Regions from separate parts of the Homo sapiens genome. Here region 1 is linked to region 2. Evidence: chromatin loops called from intact Hi-C (ENCODE). Cell type or tissue: PC-3. All regions are shown on one strand. Links, peaks and the distances in the headings refer to the core of each region. The heading gives the core; the rest is flanking DNA. Region 1 overlaps EVA1C (eva-1 homolog C). Region 2 overlaps CFAP298-TCP10L (CFAP298-TCP10L readthrough).

What was found. Peaks named below come from ENCODE experiments on the same cell type or tissue, not always from the same donor. Only the 100,000 strongest peaks of a DNase experiment are listed, where the experiment ranks them.
Region 1: a loop joins it to region 2, with 8 times the contacts of the local background. A loop is called at or near these places in 2 of 110 quality-filtered maps.

What each region holds. Positions count from the first base shown.
Region 1 is chr21:32,474,112-32,476,922 of GRCh38, reverse strand. All of the region lies in intron 4 of EVA1C (eva-1 homolog C), which reads right to left. Among named protein-coding and RNA genes, the nearest start is that of EVA1C, 63 kb to the right of the region's middle. In PC-3, for the core only: no CTCF peak of the experiment used is centred there; no DNase peak of the experiment used is centred there; H3K4me3 peaks cover 782 bases; H3K27ac peaks cover 1,724 bases.
Region 2 is chr21:32,599,588-32,602,366 of GRCh38, reverse strand. The region is part of intron 5 of CFAP298-TCP10L (CFAP298-TCP10L readthrough); the gene reads left to right. It overlaps CFAP298 (cilia and flagella associated protein 298), which reads left to right. Exons shown (of 7, transcript NM_021254.4): 6 at 1-95; 7 at 394-2,779. The coding sequence ends at 504. Among named protein-coding and RNA genes, the nearest start is that of CFAP298, 11 kb to the left of the region's middle. In PC-3, for the core only: a CTCF peak has its summit at 1,181 (motif pointing right); a DNase peak (open chromatin) is centred at 1,186.

The DNA.
Region 1 (2,811 bases), core at 126-2,625, 130 kb after region 2:
CTTCATATACAGAACACTGCAGCACTGCTCTCCCTCCTCTGCACCCAGAGCTCGGAGGCTTTCTTGACGCAGATGGGGGGACCCTCAAGTCTATGGAAATGCTCAGGAGTGTGTGTCCCACTGCGGTGCAGGATACGGGAGTACTGGCAGCCAGGCCTCGGGCAGCCCTGGGGGTGCTTATGGGGCAGGATGGAGTCACACCGATAACTTGGGGGGATCACACACATGCCCCTACTTCTCCACCCTCTTCCTCTTGAACTTATTATTATTATTATTATTTTGAGACGGAGTTTCACTCTTGTTGTCCAGGCTGGAGTGCAATGGCGCGATCTCGGCTCACCACAACCTCCACCTCCCAGGTTCATGCGATTCTCCGGCCTCAGCCTCCGGAGTGGCTGGGATTGCAGGCATGCGCCACCACATGTGGTTAATTTTGTATTTTTAGTAGAGACATGGTTTCACCATGTTGGCCAGGCTGGTCTCAAACTCCCGACCTCAGGCGATCCACCTGCCTCGGCCTCCCAAAGTGCTGGGATTCCAGTCGTGAGCCACCACGCCCGGCCCCTCTTGAACTTCCCTATATATGACATACACAGAATCAAAAAGGCAACCAGCCCTACATAACAAACCCAAACTGCCAAAAAACAAAACAAAACAAAACAAAAAACCCGAGGATAGGGGGATAATTACAGCAGAAAAAGCATGTCAAGGGTTACTATCCCTACTCTGCCAAGAACTCATAAAATAAATCAATAAAGATCCCAACAGGAAAAAAAAAAGAGGCAAAAGCTAGAGAGACAAGGTGTGCAAGTGCAAATACAATAACCACAAAAATATGAGGAAATGGCCAAGGTCATTCACAGTCAAAGAAAGGCAAAATAAAAACCACATCGAAGGACTATTTTATACCTCTTAAATTGGAAGCATGCAGAAAAATCATACATAAAGCTGCCAGCGTTGCAGGGAAACCACAGTTATACATTCCTGTTTATATAGATAGATAGATAGATAGATAGATAGATAGATAGATAGATAGATAGATAAAGTTTTTAGAAAGAACTCTGTGAAGAACTGTAAACATACTCATGCCATCTTTTGGTATAAAACTTCCGGGAATTTATTCCAAGGAAGTCAGCTGGAAGTCAGCCGGAAGAAAGGGAAAGCTACAAGCACAAGCTCATTATACATTATTTACAATACTTGAAAGTCAGAAAAAATGAAAAATATCTGGCCACCAGGGAACAGTTACGTAAATTATTTGATGTGTCTTTTTAACAAGATATTAGGAAGTGCTCGGCATTGTTAGGATTTTTTTTGGCCACGTGGAAAAACACACATGATATAAAGCAAAGGAAAATAAGGCAGTCTGCAAATGGATCTGCTTAGAACTGCCATTACGTAAAACAGTCCTCAGCTCATACTCGACTTGGAGAGAAATCCAAAAAAAAAAAAAAAAAAAGTAAGAACTTTTTAGCTGATGAGTAACATTTGTGGCTGAATCCTTTTCTCATTTCTGTTAAATATTATGATGGTGTTTGTGCAGAACAATAAAAATGATGATGATGATGATGATGATGATGATATTTTAGAAGAACTGGAAATGCTCTTTTACAGCATCTCAGCACTAAAGCCACACTAAGCTGCTATAAAATCCAAAGTGGTCCCTGACCATGGAGAGACACTGTGGACACTGGGTTTCACCGCGTGTGTTCCAAGGGGGTATCCAGTCTAAAGCAAATGGGGTTTTGCCAGACTTTAACTTATAGGCAAGAGGAAAAATACACAAATCATCCTCTCAAACCAGATGTTCCAGGACTCACCACAAAGCTCCCTTACAGAGGTCTGCAGTGAAACCAACCCCTCGCTCTCACATAATCATCCCACCAAACTCCTGCCAGCTTCTAGGGTTAAGGATAAAGACCCTTTTCCCCTTGAAAGCAGCGAGGCTGAGCTGCAGTAGTAAATGGGAGCACAGAGCAGAGATCACACATGCACTGGCAGCCTGTGGCCCAGGTGCGCCCTGGAGGCATGTTTTGTTTGGCTCACACAATGTTTTAGAAGTTGGAACATTTCACTTAGAAAAAAAGAAAATCCAGATTTCCAGCATCCCATGAGGTTGGAAGCTGTGACACCAGGCCTACATTCCCAGTCTGTAACCAGACGATTATCCATCCTCGGGAGCCGAGTGTGGGCACCTCACTTCAGAGGGGCTCTGATTCATTCCTGTGCCTCAAGATTCACGTGAGCACCCACTCTATGCCTGGCACTGCTTAAGTTGCTGGGAATTCCACAGACCAGTCCCTGCAGAGCTGCTTAGCTCCTGGGGAGATGAACCACACACACATACCATGGTCTATCTCCATGCTGTGGAGAAAGTCCAACAAAAGGGTCGCCAGAGAGGGACTGCAGGGACGAGGTGCCATGCTGGCCGGTGCCTGGAGAAACCTCTCTGAGATGACATCTGGGTCGATGTCTTGTGTGGCAAAGCCAGCCACACAAGATATGGGGTGAGCACAGTCCAGGTCAAAGGGACAGCTTGTGCAAAGGCCCAGGGGTATGAATAAAGGTGGAGTGCTCCAGAGGTAGTGAGGGAAGAGGCGTGTGCAGCAGGACCACAGCTGAAGACTGATGTATTCCAATTACAGTGTGCAGAGTGGAGGGCTTTAAGCGGAGGTGCGGTGTGCTCTGGTTTAATTTAAATAAAATCCTGGTCGGGCTCAGTGGCTCACGCCTGCAATCCCAGCACTTTAGGAGGCTGAGGCGGGAGGATCACTTGAGGCCAGGAGTTGAAGACCAGCCTGGGCAAAATAG
Region 2 (2,779 bases), core at 1-2,500:
GGGGACAGGGAGCTCCAGCCCGAGAGCCTATTATTAGCAGTGAGGAGCAGAAGCAGCTGATGCTGTACTATCACAGAAGACAAGAGGAGCTCAAGGTAGCAGGGGACAGATGGGCTTTCTGCAGTGCTGGCGCCCACACATAGCCTGTGTGCCTTACCTGGGGCTGCTGGGGAGCAGTGAGCTCTGCAGAATGCCGGGGAGGGGTCTTTCTAGAGCTTCTGTCTGCAGGTCTGTCGGGGTCCTGCCAGGTGTCCCCTGGTGTTAGACATGGCAGTATCCTGCTCCTAGAGGGCAGGGAGAGGGGGAGGTCAGTCATGGACTCTTTCTTCAGTCTCTTTATGTGCAAAACACTTTCCTGAAATGCCTGCCTGAATAAAACATACTTATTTCCAGAGATTGGAAGAAAATGATGATGATGCCTATTTAAACTCACCATGGGCGGATAACACTGCTTTGAAAAGACATTTTCATGGAGTGAAAGACATAAAGTGGAGACCAAGATGAAGTTCACCAGCTGATGACACTTCCAAAGAGATTAGCTCACCTTTCTCCTAGGCAATTATAATTTAAAAAAAAAAAAAAGGCCACTTACTGCCCTCTGTAAAAGATGTTAACATTTCTAGTTTTCTTTTAGTGTGAATTTTTAAAATAGCAGTTATTCAAGGTTTTAGAACTTAATAAATACCTAGTCAGAAGAAAATGTGTAAATCGTTTTTGTTTCAGGACTATTTAGTATGTCATGGTTTTCTTTGATAAAATACTAAACTTTTGGCCGGGCGCGGTGGCTCACGCCTGTAATCCCAGCACTTTGGGAGGCCGAGGCAGGCAGATCACGAGGTCAGGAGATCAAGACCATCCAGGCTAACACGGTGAAACCCCGTCTCTACTAAAAATACAAAAAATTAGCCGGGCATGGTGGCAGGCGCCTGTAGTCCCAGCTACTCGGGAGGCTGAGGCAGGAGAATGGCGTGAACCCGGGAGGTGGAGCTTACAGTGAGCCAAGATCACTGCCACTGCACTCTATCCTGGGCAACAGAGCGAAACTCTTGTCTCAAAAAAAAAAAAAAAAAAAAAAAAAGCTACACTTTTTTTTCTTCCTGATTGTTTTATATTCTCATGATAACTGGTTTATTGGAGGAAAGCTGATGACTGGCAGTGACCACTAGTGACCACTAGATGCCGCCAGGCACTCAGCATGCTTTTTCTCCTGGCCCTCTAGATCTATTGGAAGCTGAACTCCCAGCCTTGCTGGAGAGACTTCTCTAACCCTGCTGCGGGGTCTAACTGTAGCCTTCTTTAACCCTGCTGCGGGGTCTAACTGTAGCCTTCTTTAACCCTGCTGCGGGGTCTAACTGTAGCCAGGCGTTGCCTGGCCTTGAAGGTGAAGTTTGCCTCCTGGTTGGTGCCTCTCTGGCCTTGTATTCTGGGAGCGAAAGCTACAACCATGATGAAGGTTGAGTAGCAAACTCATCTGACTTTGAAACTTAAATTCTTCTGGAGTTTCTCAGCTTCTCAAGTCTCCTTCATGAGAATAGATCCTGAAAACAAATCCAGATCCCGGTAGAGGGTGATGATTTCTCCCTATGGATGCGGGGTCTGATTCTAGGCCAGCTTCGTACGCAGCTCAGTGACCAACCACGGGATGGATGGGATCACTATCATCCTAACTGAGTATCTAGGACACCATTGAGTTTAAAGACTCCAACTCATCATCACTGTAAACCATCCAAGTATCCTGCAAACCCTGGCACTTTAGCATCTGAAAGACACCTGCCAGACTGCCTGTGGCAGTCCCTCATGCTTGACTTTTGGTGCCTAGGGTCCTGTTCTCCTGGTTAGAGGGAACTTGGTGTGCTCACACTGAGGGAAAGTGAAGGACGCGGGGCATCTTCCTGCCCTGGCCTTCCTGCCTTGGTGCCTGCGCTCCCCACCATCCTGCAAAGAGGAACCCTGGGAGTGAGTGGAGGTGGCAGGGGTTTGGTTCCTGCCTGCTGCCAGGCGGCCTTGCCCAGGGGGTGGGTCCCAGACCTGAGAGCAAAGCGCTGTTCTCTGAAGTGCTTTGTAGCTGACTGCATCTTGTGCCTTACTCTTTTGGTTGATTTTCAAATTTTGTAAAAGCAAATTTGCATCTATTTTCTCTTTTACTTGGTTATAGTTTTAAATGTCTCTATGAAAGGGTTTTGACCTTGGATGATGTAGTATATGCAATAAGATGCTGTGATTTTATTTCAGGAGCATCCTGTCTTTGTCAGTGTATAGTTCGTGTGTGTTAAATTCATGCTCAGACTTGTAAGAAACAGTTAACCAAGCCATGTGATCATAGTAGCTCTTTTCAGGGAACTACTACTTCAATATCATTAGAAAGTCTTACTGAGCCTGCAGTAGGAATACTCTTTTGGCCGTGATAGTTATCCCATTGCTTCATGTAATCAGCAGAACTTACTAACCAAAAAGTCACTCACGCATGACACTACACTCCTTAAATACCCATGCGAGAAGAACCATCCTCTCTCCCTGCCCTTGTCTGCCTCAAAAGCCTCTCTGAGCTTGGTGTGTTTGGGTGCAGCAGATCTCAGGAAGTACGTGAGTAGCTTATTTGCAAGCCATCTGTGACGGCGGGGGGCAGGTGGTGCCCGCTGTGGCACCGTGCTGTGTGTGTTCCCTTTGCATCCACTTGCTGACTCACCCAAGGTCACAGGTAGCTAGTGGTGGTAGGACCACAGGGTCACGTCCAGGAACTTTCCCAGGATTTCCCAAGAAATCAATTTATCAACAAAAG